Regions from separate parts of the Mus musculus genome. Here region 2 is linked to region 1. A link is a loop called in an ENCODE intact Hi-C map of the cell type or tissue named here. Cell type or tissue: gastrocnemius. All regions are shown on one strand.

What was found. Hi-C counts contacts between places; a loop is a spot of excess contacts. Peaks named below come from ENCODE experiments on the same cell type or tissue, not always from the same donor. Only the 100,000 strongest peaks of a DNase experiment are listed, where the experiment ranks them.
Region 2: it touches region 1 in a loop (3-fold over the local background); 6 of 42 quality-filtered maps call a loop at or near these places.

The regions. Positions count from the first base shown.
Region 1 is chr4:102,481,564-102,489,563 of GRCm38, reverse strand. It overlaps Pde4b (phosphodiesterase 4B, cAMP specific), which reads right to left. Exons shown (of 15, transcript NM_019840.2): 2 at 2,159-2,353. Among named protein-coding and RNA genes, the nearest start is that of Gm52668, 30 kb to the left of the region's middle. In gastrocnemius, CTCF peaks have their summits at 1,315, 3,288 (motif pointing left) and 4,568 (motif pointing right); DNase peaks (open chromatin) are centred at 1,197, 3,290 and 4,718; H3K27ac peaks cover 386 bases.
Region 2 is chr4:102,974,794-102,982,793 of GRCm38, reverse strand. Gm12709 (predicted gene 12709) reads left to right here. Exons shown (of 4, transcript NR_040444.1): 3 at 5,401-5,602. It also overlaps a transcript of Sgip1 not described here and a transcript of Tctex1d1 not described here. Among named protein-coding and RNA genes, the nearest start is that of Tctex1d1, 7.6 kb to the left of the region's middle. In gastrocnemius, no CTCF peak of the experiment used is centred here; DNase peaks (open chromatin) are centred at 4,170 and 4,608; H3K4me3 peaks cover 1,418 bases.

The DNA.
Region 1 (8,000 bases):
CACACACACACACACACACACACATGCACACACACATACACTGTCACCCACATACCTATGTATATCACACACAGACACATACACATAGTTATCCATACACCCATGTGCATGCAACACACACACACACCCACACACCCACACACACCACACTATTGGGAACTAGTAGAAATAAGAAAGTTGAAAAGAACGATGCTAGATAATTTTCACACACAATTCTTGCTTGTCCAGAACCAAAGTTGTCACTATAGTAGGGACATAAAGGTAATAGTAATGGTATGGGAATGTTTAAGTGGTCCATGAAATCATAAAGAGATAACACAAGTGGCAGGAATGCTGGGTGCAGAGATATTCACAACTGTAGTTTCATAAGCCAGAGTCAGAACTGGCTTGTAAGTTTTCAATTATCTTCAAGTTTAAACTCTCTGTATCATTTTTATTCCACATAAGGAAATGGGAGAGTTTAACCTAGGGTTTTATTAGCCTCTTCTATAAAGGCTACATGAGCTGGAGACTCTTTGTGGAGGCTCGAATGAGCTTGGGAACTAGTAGAGTAAAAATTAATCGTGGAAATACATTTATTCCAAAGCTAGCCTTTTGTTTGTAAAATGGCCTGAGACAGCATGTGTGCGTACTTTGAGTTCACTGCATTTCCCTTGCTCTCTCATGATAAAATCCAGACTACGTAGGCTTGGCAGTGTCTACGGTTTGGATGTTAGGCTAACAGATAGCATGAGTAAAGGAACCTGGCCTACAGCACACGCACATTCAATGTGAGTTGTCTGCGGAGTTTAGTGTGCCTGTGTGTGCCCCTCTTAACATCACCATTTAGTGCAGTTCCCTTCAGAGTACACAGACTTTTGAGGAATGAGATCTGGTTGTAACCCATCTTTGATTTTTCACATTATTTTGCTCATTTTTTTAAACCCCTGCAGCCTAGCATACTGCAAAGTGTATAGGAGAGTCAATAGATCTTTTACAAGAAAGTAAAAAAATGTGGATTTTGGCCCACTCATGATTGGAATGTTTTATAACTATATACTGCCTTAAAAACAGATTTATTTGTTTTTGTTTTTCTTACATTCATATAAGTGTTTGCCTGCATGTATATGTGTACACCATACCATGTGTTTAGCATCTACAGAGGCCAGAAGAGGATGTTAGATCTCCTAGAACCAGAGTTTCAGAGCAGCCATGGGGGTCCTGGCAACCTAACCTACATCTTCTGCAAGAAGAGCAAACGCTGTTAATAGCCCAGTCAGCTCTCCAGTTCCTAGACTAGAGTACTTGCAATAAAAGTTACCAGCAGAGGGACTCTGCAAAATGTTTTCCTACTGCCAACTTTAAAACATTCCTTACCCCTTTCACAAGAAGGCGAATGTTTTGGGGTTTTTTTTTAACAGAGGACAAGAACCTAGTGGACTTTTCCAGACTGGAGATTTTAGGGAGTTACTGATAGTTTCACAACATGCAGTGTTAAAAATGATTGTGTGCCCAGAAACCTTTTAAGTCATGGCTTTCAGCAACCAATTTTATTTGGGTTCAGAAACTTAAGCAAACAGGCACTACAAACCCTTTGTCATTCTTTAAACAAACAAACAAACAAACAAACCAACAGTTAGCTGCAATTAGAATGAGCCAATCAAGAAGATTGACTGTGCTTTGGCTGCTCTGTATCTCTCCAGGGAGCCAGGCAGAGGATAAGTATGATGGCAAGGTTTCACAGAAGGGACACAGGCATGTGGCTGGGTGATCCCTTACCTAAATGTCACTGAGCCAAGGCCAGTGAGGGAGGTTAGGAAGCAACCACCATTTTTGTTCCAGTCCTAGACCTCATACATCCATATATTCAAGTATGATTTGCCAAAGGTGTTAAGGTTTCCAGTCTATAAACAATTGAACAGGTCAGGAAATAAACCCAGTGAACATTCTCAGATAGCAGACATGAGCTGAACACTGCGCTTGCCTTGATTTGTTTTCCTTTACACCATGGGAACCCTGGTCTATATTCTGCAAGTCCTTAAGATGGATGGATGTCTTTGCTACTTCTTCAGTTTCTCTCCTGCCTCCATTGGGATGGCAACCGTTGCTGCTGCTGCTACTTCAGTAGGGTCAAGGGTGAGGCTCAAACCCAGTGAGGAACCGGAAGAGTTTTACTTACTGCTCACTGGGAAGTGATGAGTTCCTGGACATCGCTTTTGGTGACAAGTCATAGTCGCTGTCAGATCTGTAGAGGAACGACTCCCTGCGCTGGCTGTGCCCAGGAAAGGCGGCATGAAGTACCAGTCCCGACGAAGAGCCGGCTTGAGGGTCCAGTGGGCTCCGACCTGGAGAAGGGCCATTTTCCACATCAAAGCTTAGAAGGAAAAACAGGAGAGTCTGGTCAGTTGAGAACTGCACAGGACAGTTCACCTATATGGAGAACTTACAGGTGGCAGGCACTGTGTGCCAGGCTCACCCTGCAAAGCTTTGCAGAGAGTTTTTTAGTCTGTAGCTCTTGGTTTCAGTCCCTCCTGTTCTGTCCATAGAAAACCAAGTTCCGCATACTCTACTCATTACCCAGGTTTACTATTAATAAATAGCAACCCAGAATTTGGACCAGAGGGCAGATCTTATGACCTCGCCACAGCCAGACCGACTGTCACAGAGTCAGAATGGAAAGCGGAAAATAAATAAATAAATAATGTTGTTGATAATGAGCAGCTCCAGAGGGAAGCATCTAGCATAGCTTTAGGTGTCAGACAAAAATATCATGGGAAGGCGTCTTCCTAGCTGGAAGACTTCTCCCTTACATAAATATCAGCCTCATTAAAGAATCCAATTTGCATATTTCTGAATGTTTTGGGAACAAAGTGTTACCCTGAAAACACTGGCTGTCTGATTAGAGAAGCCCAGCCTGATATTTAATATTCATATGTAAATTTAGCCACATAAATTACTTAATTAATCTGATAACACCAAATTACTGTCCCAGGCTGCTGAGCTGAGAAGAATCCCATCACAGGCTGTCACAGCCGAGGGCAGGGAGATTCTGATCAGTGCCCCTTACCCAGGAAGGAACCTTCAAGCCCAGTGCTATTTTAGAAGTTTGGTATCTTGAACATAAACAAGAGCTATGTGTTTTTTGTGTCTTGTTTCTGCCCCAGCTTGCTAGCACTGTAGAGCAGTGTGTCTTTCCCCAGTTTGCTTTAATCATCTCAGATGTTTTTCTTCCCAGATGCACAGCTCCACTTAGCTTCAAATAGACAGAGCCCACCTTGCTCAGTTTCTCTCAGGCACACACTGCCCCCTGCTGTCTCTCACTGCTGAGAGACTGTGGGAGAGGTATGGGGAGCGGGGATGGTCTTTTATCTAGTTCAGTTTCCTTTATGTTTATCCAGATGCCATGATCCTCTGAGAAATCCTAATCTGCTCTCTCTGTCTCTCTCTGTCTCTCTCTGTCTCTCTCTGTCTCTGTCTCTCTGTCCCTCTGTCTGTCTCTCTCTGTCTCTCTGTCTCTCTCCCTCTCTGTGTATGTTGCTTTTGCTTATACTTCTTAAATTTACAAGGTACTTTCTGGTATATAATTTCATTAAGCCACACACACACTGCAAGCTTTATAATATGATTCCATTACATTGGAGGTAAATAAGACAGAGAAAACCAAACATCAATATCTTGTTTAAGGAAACATGCTGGTTTCCCTGAACTCATTGAGATGAAGGGGATACATCCTAAGACCCTAAGCAGCTGTCTGAAAACAAACAAACAAACAAAACAGATGCTAGCAGCTCCATGCATGCTGTTTCTTCCTATATAGACACACTGGTGATAAAGTTTGCAAATCAGTCGCAGCAAGAGATTCACATCAACTATGACCAAGACAATTCTTAACTATACTGGAGAAATGGAGACATAGCCCTGTGGATATACATTCTTTATGTGAAAACACAGAGATCAGACTCTGGAGCTGAAGCACCTCTGTGAAAAAGTAAGTGCAGGGTCACAGCTGTAATTCCAGCACCGGAAGTACTGAAGCAAGTCCCGAAAGCTCACTGGCCAGCTCGTCAACACACATCGGTGAAGCCCAGGTTTGCAGATAGACCTGGTGCTGAGAAATAAAGCAGAGAGTTCTTAAGGAAGCCATTTAATGTGGAGCTCTGTCTTGCACAAGCATGTGTACACATGCACACACACACACACACACACACACACACACACACACAAATTTATTGAGATGAGAAATACTGTGATAAATGCTATTTAAAACTCATGAACTGTTTATTTCTAGACTTTTCCATTGCATAGTGTTGAGCCATCTTTGATGATGGGCAGCAGAAAGCATACAAAGACCACGGATGAGGGAGAGCTAAGCTAGTTGCTGATGGAACACTGGAAGGCGCCTTTTCCCACTCCATAACTTTACAGCCGTTTTCACTCTCAGTTACACAATGGCATACTGGGTAATGGAATGCCATTTCTTTTCTATCAAAAGTTGTTTTTGGTATGTAAGAGTCAGTCTATGGCCACTCCTGAATGATTCTCCAGGGACACAAAGTACCTTCTTGAAAAAGCCAGAAGGAGGCAGCAGACTGCCTTGAACTCTGGCTTCCCTTGGAACCAGATGAGGGAGTATGGTGCCACCCTAGAGACTGTTGATCAAAGCTGCTTTCAGACTCCATACAAAGGCTGATAGAAAGCTGCACATGAGGAGCCCTAGGCAAAGGGCCAAGCAGGTGCTGCAGCCACTTACTATGTGCTCCATAGACGGATCTTCTCAGAAGCCCAGTGGTCTGGGACGGGCACCTTCCCAATGCCTCAGGCAGGTGTGTAATCCTTTGGATTCACATTCTTGCCAGCCTTCCTGGCCTGTACTTCAGAACAAGTGGAAGTATAATGAAGCACATTGCACACCTGCCTTGAGTGACATCTCTACTAGCTGCTGAGAAGCTAAACAGTTACTTTGTAAAGAAGGATTCTTGGTGACATGCAAACCTTTTATGTCCTGATTCTTTCTGTGAACTCTTCATATATACTTATTATGTCTGTGTGTGTATATATAGATATATTATACATATGTATATTATTTATTTGTATGTGTATTAGCCTGTTCATATGTATTGCATTACATGCATGGCCCTTCCCCTGGAGGCCAGAAGAGAGCAGAGTTACAGATGGGTAAAAGCTACCTTGTGGGTGCTGGGAATCAAACTTGGGACCTTTGAAAGGGTAGCTGGCACTCTTAAGCACTGAGCCATCTCTCCAACCTTCTGAATTCTTCTTAATGGCAAAGAGGGCAGGTTCTTAAATGGTGAAACTGGGGTCAGCCAAAGCCTACAAGTGAACTTCTAAATTCCATGTAAAACGGTATCATTATTATTCATTTTGGTGTACATGTTCATAGCCTTTCCATAGTAAACCAGCAGAATACTTTAAAGAGTGGCCATACAGCCAACGTCTTAAACTCCAGCAAGTTTGGCAAGACCAAAAGGTGAGTGTTTGGGATGCCAGGCAGTCTGTAGCTTGAGTGCTTTGGTCAGTGCTCATGTGATGCCACTCACTGTTATGACTATCAATGCTCTCTGGACTTACATCAGCATCTGGCCAAGTATGCAAAACCCTTAAGACTTTTTTCCATGAGTTTTCTAGTAGGGCTCATTTGTCTTTCTGCTATCAGCCTTCCTGTGTGCAGAGGCTACATTCACAAAACAGTAGCAGAAGAAAGTGAGACTGGGGGAAGGGTGCTCTGCCACACTTACGAAGCACGTGGGCCCATATGAGCTGACACTAGATCCCTCCCCACACAAACTCTTTCCTCTTTGGTTTTCTTTTCTTTTTCTCCTTTACCCTGTAACCCCATAGCCTGAACTCAAAAGGGAGGTAGCTTGCTGGAAATCAGAAGAAGCCAGGAAGAGGTCTCAGTTGTAGAGAAGAAGTTTCAGTGAGACAAAGGGCCTTTCACATTCCCTGGGGCACTGTTTCAAAGCAACCAGCACAGATGTTCGGCTTCGGAACAAACGTGAATCACCAACCAGACACCAGCCCCAGTCACAGCAAAAATTAGTGGGCAGACATCACAATACATCCCACAGATCAAGGGAGCAAGGGGGCAGCGATGGCCAAGAGAAAGACTGAAGGGGGCTTTAACAAGTGAAATGAATATACCACACAAACCAGAATACAATCAGGAAGAAAAGGGAACCCGCAATGGTAGAAACAAACACATAAACAGTGTCATTTATCTAGGGCATTTCCTGTCTCTGCCTTGATCAGGACACACATTTCAAGTTTAGGCTTCTTTAGATTCAAGCATTATATAAGCAGTATAAGAAAGCTCTATAAAACATAGATAGAAGAAGAAAAGTGCCATTGCTAGTAGTTCAGTATTTTCTATCCACGTGTATGTATGTGTATATATGTGTACACACAATATGTCTATATTGTGTATGTGGATGAGTGAATGGTGTGCATGTATGTGTTGGGGGGGGTGGTTACCCACCATCACATGCATGCAGAAGCCAGAGGTCAATGGCAGATGCCTTTCTCGGTTGTTCTCTATTTACCAGGGTACTTCCAGGGCTCTCTGCCTGTCTCTACCCCTACCTCTACTCTAACGATGCACTTACAGACACATACTGTTTCTTCACCAAGGTTTTACATTGGTTCTGAGGCTCCAAACTCAGGTCCGTATCCCTCCACGGCAAGCAATCTACGAGCTGAGCTCTCTTCCCAGCCCCCATCTGAACATTTTTCATATTGATTTGAATATAGATTTTTAGAAGCTTTTACCATTCACTGTGGCTTCTAGAATTACAACTTCCCATGTACTGCTGAATTGTTCATCTAGCAAGCTATACCACAATTTTCAGAACCATCTTACGTTTGGTGACTGTATTTGTGATTCCAAGTAGTACTGGTGCTGGTGTAGTTAAGGTTGAACATCTACCATTCGTGAAGTTACATTGACATTTCAGGTGAATTTGGAGGATGCAGCATATACATTTCTGACTTTGTGAGTAGCCATATGCTTGTAAGGAAGAGGTTGTCCATGTCCAACACGAGGACTGGTTAAAGACACCTTCCTTCCAGGACAAGAGACCTATCCTAGCAGGCTTGCTCACCCATCTCCAGAGCATTGTATGCAGCCTCTCTACTTGGTTGGGCCTGCTTCTCCTGGTCCCATTGGCATCCCTACACAGCCAAGGGAATTTTGTCTAATATCTAAAGCTTTAACAGCTGTTTTCTGCTTAGTGGGAGATCTCTGCTGCTTGGGCAGTAGTGACATTCCTGGAACTGGCAGCCTTTCCCACTGCTGCCTCTAGTACAAGGCTCTATTCTAATATCATCTTGGATCACCTTTTCCAGGGATCCTCTCTGGCACCGCAGTGCCACACTGATGGCCGCCTCTCCTCTGTGCTCCCTCACAGTTCTTTATGTAGAACAATTGTTTTTGCTGTTCCCAAGAGCTCAATTCCAGAAACACCCATCCCATTCCAAACCCCAAAGATGTGGGTGCTTAGGTCCCTTTTATGAAATGGCTTAGTATTGACATGTAATCTCCACAGCTCCTCCTGTGTAACTCCAATCATTTTAGGGCTTATGTATTATATAAAATGCAACGCAAATTTAGGTACACAGTTACTATACTCCATTCTTTAAGGCACAGTAAGAAAATATAGTCTGTACATATTTGTTACAGATACATATTTCCCCAACTGTTTTCTAGCCACGATTGACTACATCCTAAAACCCATGGATATGCTGGACTAACTATAGCATGAGAATACCTGCAGGTCTCTGTTTAATTCTCCATTTATTTGAATGCTTCCCAATGCATTGTCATAGTCAAGGGAGGCAATATTACCTGTTTTTGTGTCCCAGATATTTGGGTCAGAATCTTGCAAATAACAGATCCTTTGGGAAAAAAGTGTTTCCTGAACCAATTAAAGACTACTGGCATCCACTGAAACATGTTTCTCCTGGCCTCTTTCTCCTTCTCACTCCCTACCCTTGCTTCTGTCATC
Region 2 (8,000 bases), 490 kb before region 1:
TACAACAGCAGCAGTACCTTCACCACTACCACCACCAAACCCACCACACACAGGCCTGTGAAGAAAAGGAGGAGCAGACAGACAGACAGAAAAGTGGCTCCTCAGGTTACAGATGGGTGTGGTCAAGGATAGGAACTGAGCTTCCTGAAGAGGTAGGAAGGAGAAGGAAGGAAAGCAGAAGACAGGGGAACCTTTCATACAAGGAGTAGGGTTCCAACAGTGGCTGGGGCCAGACAGAACACTGAGGGAGAGCACGGTACGGCCAGACAGAGGGCAGCATGCCCACAGGAGTGGGGAGGATGGGGCAGCGCCTGGGGTCCCTGGAGCCTCTCTCTGAATTTGGGACTGGATGTTTGCCATTGTAACAAGTTGCTTGACCTGAAAGACTCAGCTATTCCACAGTAAAACAGAAAGAACGAAAGGACCTAGCAGGATGTGTGTGTGTGTGTGTGTATGTGTGTGTGTGTGTGTATGTGTGTATGTGTGTATATGTGTGTGGTGGGGAGGGGGGTGGTAAACGAGATGATGTTCAGGTCTTGAGTGTCCTTCAGGAGATGACTTATAATGCTGACATTAGTTTTTGAAAAGGTGCTTTCAATTAATTTTCAAGAAAAAGATGTATCATCTCCAGACACATTGTCAATGTCAAATCACATCTCCACCAGAGAGCCACTAATATTTCATAACTTTCCTACCAGTTGAAGACGCACATGAAAGAGAATCACCAATACTGTAAGAATCGTGGTTTGCTGGGGACAAACTAGAGCTATGAGATGGCTCAGCGGTTAAAGACAGGTACTGACAAGTCTCATGACCTGGCACGATCTGATCCCCTAATCCTCATGATGGAAGTGAGACCACATCCTGAAAGCTGACCTTTGGCCGTCACACACGTGCTGTGCATGACATAAGAGCTCTCCCTTCCTGCACAGATACAAAGTTAGTTCTTTAAATTTGACCACACCCTGATTTCAGATGATTCTCTACCGTGGTTTGGAAGAACAAAGAGAGCCCAAGTCCAGTCTGGGCAAGTTAGCAGCCATGAGGTAAACACAGAAGGAGGGCTGGGGTGTCGCTCAGTGGTAGAATGTGCCAGAGGCTCTGGGTTTACTCACCAATGCCCCAACCTCAAAAGACAGAGAGAGTGCATGGGAGAACACTTGTAGTGGTTTAAGAAGGAACAGCCAGAATTGCTGAGGCTCAGAAGCAGGAATTAATTACTGTAGCTGTAGCATCCTTCCTCTGACCTGCAGTGGGTTTCTGTTCTGGTATACTCAGTTTTCCAACCATGTAAAAAAAATAAAAATAAAAACAAGACTGTGTTAGCAGTCTACAAACTTGTAGGACTGAAAGTGGAACTGCTGTGGAGCGCTTTTGGGGCCTCTTCTAGAAACTTGGCAGGAATCTGACTTTGGGCTAGGACTTGGAAGTAGGCTCAGGATGAATACAGCTGAGGAATGTGTTCTTTGTATCTTGATGGGTCTTGTTAAGACCCTGACGACAGTAATCTTGGGACCTTCCATCTATGCTTTGTTTGTTCCTTACCTACCCTGTCTGTGCTTTGTTTGTTCCTTTAACACCTCTGTTTATGCCTTAGGACTGACCATATTCTTCGTATGTACCTAGAATGATATAAAAGCATACTGGAAAAAAGTAAACCCGCTTCAGCCTCAGAACTGGATGGGGTCATGCTACAGTGTTGTGTAATTGTCTCTTTTCTTTTTAATCCTCCCTCCCTTCCTGGAGAACATGTTGACTGACTGAGCTGGCTTGGTCAAATTGTAAATGAGCATGGGCGCCAGCTGAAGCACTTTGATAATAAAAAGATTTGTCTTCCACAACTGTAATCAACCTTGGTCTGTTTTGCAAAGCAAAACAGTGAGAAGAAGAAGAAGAAGAAGAAGAAGAAGAAGAAGAAGAAGAAGAAGAAGAAGAAGAAGAAGAAGAAGAAGAAGAAGAAGAAGAAAAAGAAGAAGACGACAAATTGAAAATGTCCAATCATGTGGGGATGATAAACTGATCCTGGCTACACATTCATAAAATATTATATAGCCATTTAAGAGGATATAAATAAAGACTGAAAATATAGTACAAAATTTGTATTAAATCAGTGATGATGATTACAAACTATACAACTATGCAGTTTCATAATATTGAGAAGAATTTAAGGGGCTTGTGAGGGTGGCTGGTCTGCAGTATAGATGTTTGTATTTTGCTTTTGTTTTTTACATGGTGAGAGGTAGTTTTGAAAGCACCAAACATGCTCTAAGCATCAATGTAAGCCTCCTCTTTCATCTTAATTATGGCTCCAAGGACCAGTGGAGCCCCGTATTTGCCAGTTTCTACCTTGTTCCATTCCTAGGAAAATGTTTTTGGCTCTTGGTAAACATTGCTCACAGTTGGACATGCTAGACATCCAGGTACTCACTGTTTGATGCGCCAGTGACCTTCCTTCTGTCGGAACTCACGATTATTTGGGGAACACATGCTCCCCCTTTTCTTCATTGCAAGAAACAGTTTCTCTTTAGCCAATGCTGACATTGTCACAGACTATAGGAAAAACTGATGCTGCAAAAAAGGGGAAAAATATGAAAACCTTTTAGTTTTTGTAGTTAGATTTCATCCTAGGCGGAGGACCCCGCTGCTTGTATGACCCTTTCGAAGGGGGTCCTGAGATTTCCCGGAGAGCAATAATGTGTAGTGTAAGTAATTATTTTGTTGTGCCAGTACAACTGGAAATAGGACAATTTCTATTCAGTAGTGTATATCATTCACACAAGGAGACTAATTTGTAGCCCAAATGCTTAACTGATGGAGTGGGAGAAAGTCACGCTGGAAAGATGGGCAACTATAGAAAGATGCTGTCCTGCGCTGCAAGCCAACATTTTTATTTTTCTCTGAATCTAATCTTGTTATAAGCTCGCTAGTTAATATTTGCTGTCGTGGTGTTGGAGGCAACGTGGTGGGAGCGTTTGTGCTTGGATACAGTAGACAGTCTGGAGAGGTGGCACTGGGAGTTCCCAGTTCCTCAGAGAGCTGGGCCTGCTTCCTATTTGTGGAGACTACCAGTCTTGGAAAACCTGGCCCCATCTTTCATCGTGAAACTTCAGTTTAAAAAAAAAATTGCAAGGAACAGAGCTATGAGGTCAATTGTGGCACTAAAACAGCCTTAAGGGGGAACCAGAGGTCTATTACCCAAGAGAACGACAGCTGTATTATGATAGTGGAGTCTCCTGATAGTCAGAGCGCTAAGTGAAAGCATCAGCTTATCGACTTACACATGCACAATATCGAAGTGTGTACCCACTTTAAGACCATGGCCTTGTTTTGTGATTTTGACCTTCTTTGGGGCTCTTTCTAGAAATCATAGGAAGAAATTCCCTAAAAGGGAGGTCAGGTTTATTATAAGTTGGGAGAAAAAACAAAAACAAAAAACCTATCACCTAACGCCATGAATATGCTATCTATCTCATAAATATTCATAAACTTTGAATTCCTCTAGGAGGAGCCCTTTGCGCCCTCCGGACCCCTTCACAACCTGTGCTTGTCTCTTTGGAATATTCACCTTGCTTTACTCAATAGTCGGCTACTCAATTGAGTAGTTTACTCAATAGTAAAGCGTGCCTCTACTGAGTCTTCCCTTCCAGAAGAACTAAGCGCTCCATTCCTAACGTAAGGGTACCTCCCATGCTTGTCAGTTCGCGAAAATTAGCGGGTCCCAACTCGGCTTTCAGACTAGTTCTCCCTAGAGAGAACCCAGATGGGAATTCAGAGGTCCCCAGAAGTGCAGGGAAGTAGCAAAGACCTTTGGCGACCAGCATTTGCAGATGAGATGAGCTCACCGCGCTTTGAAGACCAAACTTGGGACCACTTTTTCTGGTTTTCTTGGGCTGGATGAAGAGATCGCCTTTTCCCCCACATAGGCTGTTTCCTCCCCAGCCTCCTTTCCTGGACGCTTTGTCCCCAAGAGCCTGCACATACCTGCTCTGCACTGGGTGGCAGGTCGGACCACCAGGACCTGGGATCGTCCTCAGCAGAGCTGCAGAAGACCGGTTGCTGCCTCCGGCATCGCTTGGTCGAGCAGTCCCTGTGGGCACCTAGGGCGTCTCCAGGGTGACCTCCTCAAACACTGCCAGGGCCGCCCCTCCCCTGCACGATGGGCCTCCGAGCCATCTTAGGAATCCCACCATCTCTGTCTTCTGGAGCCTTCCCAGTCCTGCTGCCTTGTACGGTTGCCAGGTCTGACTGTGAACATGTGCCCCCAGAGCCCTGTATCATGTTTCTCCCCCTGAGGACGTCAGGGATGCCAGTGGGAAACGTGCAAATTTTCTAGGACAACCCAGACCTGAACAGACCTGAAGACTTAGAAGCTGCCCATTCCCCCTCCCACATCCCCCCCCCCCACACTCTTCACCCCCCCCCCCCCCCCCGCTGCTAACAGATGCTGTGCAGCCGTTCAGTTGCCACAAAACTCTGTCACAAAATGATTTTATAGAAGTAGCTCACCGAGAACTAGAACGTTAAAGGACGCACCTAGGAGCACAGGATTTAAAACTCTGCTGGTTACAGAAGCAGGCTGCGCTCCTTCAAGCCCTCGGAGGACCCCAGACTACTGAAGCTGCAGAAGCGCTGTGGTGAAGGTATTTAGGAACGAAGACAGGACGCCGCCCACAGAATACAGCAGGATGCTTGACAAATGTTCTCTTGGTCCGCCGGAGCTAGGACGGTAATTAGCATCGGGACTCCAGCAAGGTGTTAAGGGCTCTAAAGCCAGTCCCTAGCCCTGTTTACACAAAGATAAGAGCAGGAAAGAATTGCCCACTGACTACTACCAACTAGGTTGATATCTGCTCAGTGACCAATAGCTGCTACCTCATTTAAACCTAAAGACCTGTTGTTGTAGAAAACCCGTTATTCATTTTTAAAACATTTTTATGATTTATTTTTATTTTACACACGTTGGTTTTCTGCCTACGTGAATGTTTCTGTGAGGGTGTCAGATCCCCAGGAACTGGAATTACAGACAGTTGTGAGCTGCCATGTAGGTCCTGAGAGTTGAACCTGGGTCCTTTGGAAAATCAGCTAGTGCTCTTCTCTTAGCTAGAGCTAAGCCGTCTCTCTAGCACCACACCCCGCTATTCATTTTATTTTATATTTTATTTTATATTATTTTATTTTTATGAGGATATTTACAACTATGATGTAACATGCTTGGGTCTCTAAGCATGGAATTGAATTCCTCTCACTTGAAAGCTCTTGCCTTTGCTAGACCTTGGGCCTACCATCTTTTCCTTAATTATGAAATTACATTTTCCAGAAATGTAGGTAAAAATTTAAGGTGCAGGAAATAAAAGGTTCACAGCTTGGTTTATTTTCATATTTTTTCCATTTATTTTCCAGGAAAAAAAAATCACAATTCAATAACAACTTACATTAAACTGCATTTTCAAATGGGAACCCTATTTGCAGTAATGTGTCATGAAGAATAATTGCATATTCAAGATTTTGTGAGATGGGTGACTGGAAGGACTATGAAGGCAAGGACATTTATAAAAATCACCAGTTACAAAAAATGATATCCACACTTTTACTAACTCATAAGGTGAGTGATATGGAGATGGTATCATGATTATTATCTTCAATCAGTTCAGCCGCATTTCTGTCCTGCTTGCCCTGTAGAGAGCTCATAGCGGTGGGTCGTCAGAGGGAGCAAGCCTCTGCTGCTGCCGGGCTGAGCTCACAGGAAGCAGTAAGCCATACTGGGCCAGTAAGTCACACACTGTTGAAATGAGCAGGAGGGAAGAAAGACGAGGCACTGACTTTCTGACTAAAATTTAAATATACTTGAATATTTGAACACACCGTTTCTTCTGTGAATATTTGATGCCCGAGATGTTTTGTGCGATGGTACATGTAGCAGAGGATTATACAGAGAGTCAGTGTACATTGCTACGTGGGTCACGGATAATCTGAAATAAAGGCCACTACCAGGTCAAAGTACACACTGATAAACATCTTCACTGACCCGATGGATTGCATAACTCTAAGTTAGAAACACAGCAACATTTCTCTGTGATGCCTTTCTTAGTTTCTTATTGTTAACAGTAAAACCCAAATGGCTTACACTGCCACTTGTTAGGAACTGATGATTCAAACTGGTCATTTCATTCAGAGGTTTTGCCCTACACAAGGGAAAAACTAATGAGAAAACCTTTTCATTTGAAACACAATAGTGTTCAAACAGCCTAAAATCAGCCCTGGAAATTCCTCCTCTGCTAGTAGGGAGGGCTCTAGTGTTACCGCTGCAGCTCCTGCTGGGTTCCAAAATGATCATTCAACAGCAATTATCCAGGTCCCTTTGACTGAGTTAAGGGGCCAAGTGGGGTGGGGGTGTGTGTGGGGGAGATGGGAGGAGGATGCAGGAGGATGGAAGGGGTAGGAAGACAGAGGGAGAGGCACCCATCTCTTCCATGCATGTTCATTTTAAAAAGCAGTAATTAAACACCAACCTGTGGAGTCAATGCAGCTTTAAGAAATGTCATCCCAGCCACTCCGAAGAAAAACACCAGGTATTGGGTGGTCTGAGGCAGTCTTGCAGTTTATTATTTTAACTAGCTTAAGGTGATGACGAATACATGAGATTCATTTTGCCAGAAAAGATGCCAATAAGATAATGAAGTTGGCTGAGTCAGGTGGAATTAATATATGCTTAGTCTAGGAAGCGGGAAATTTATGGGTAGCTTGTCTTTCAGGTAATAACTCACAGACTCTGAGGGGATTAAAGTTTTTGAATTATGTTCAGAAAACATAAATGTCATTTCTGTCTGCTACAAACAATTTTAAATAAACATCTTTTAAATTTGATTTTATGTAAAAATGATTATTTTTTTTTAAAAAGTAAAAAAGAAAAAAAAACCAACCCCCCCCCAAAAAAAAACCAACAACAACAATAACAAAAAAAAAAAAAAAAAAACAAAACCAAAAACCGAAGCCTACCTCAGGGTTAGTCCTCTGAGTGTATGCTGAGAAAACAGTGCACTGCATTTGGCTCTAACGAGAATGTTTTCATAGCAGTCCAAAAGTTACGTAAAACTATCAGCATGGCTCTAACAGGATTCTGACACGATAACTAAAGAGTCTTCACTAGAGTCAATTACTCCAAGGATGTTCAACCTTTCAACAATGGGGGCTTGAAGTATTGATCAGAGATTCAAATCTTTAAAAAGTGAAACAATTTCCACGTGGGGTTAAGAGTTCTTTAGAAAATAAAATTAAAACTCACTGAAAGATATTAGTGAGCACACATAACAACTCACTTCCAATGGGCAAAATTCCCTTAAAGCTACAATGATCTTTCTTATATAATTTGATTTACATATCCTTCGATGGAGCTGTGAATTATAATTAGACGGGGCGTTTCCTAAAGCTTTTTAAGGGCTACTCTTATACTTAAAAAGACCCTGACCAGTTTAGGGACACTCTAAGTTTCATGAGGACTTTGAAAGTTATTGCCCATATCTGAAGAGAGACAGCTGTGACACAGGACCACGTTGTTTCAGAACACAATGAATGTTTGCTTGTGCTAATAAATCAAACATGATTTGGAAAATACTGGTGGATGTAGTATCGAATATGCCACTTTTTCTTTAAAACAGCATTAAGGGTCACTTTAATCTGCACTGGCTTTGTACTGAAATCTCTTTTTTCTTATGAGGCAAAAGATGTGTTTAGCACAGGCTAAATGTACTCCGGGAATAAAGGGAGGAAGACAGAAGTTCAGTTTGGAGAATAAATTATTATATCCATGATACATGTCCACAATCTGTGACACACACACACACACACACACACACACACACACACACACACACCTGCCCCCGGCACTACACATATTTAGGATAGAAGGCAGAAACTAAACATGGGACCAGTCTAAAAGGCTGATCATAAGAATTGACAGTGTTTCAAGAAGGAATGTTATTTCAGTTGGACATTAACAATGT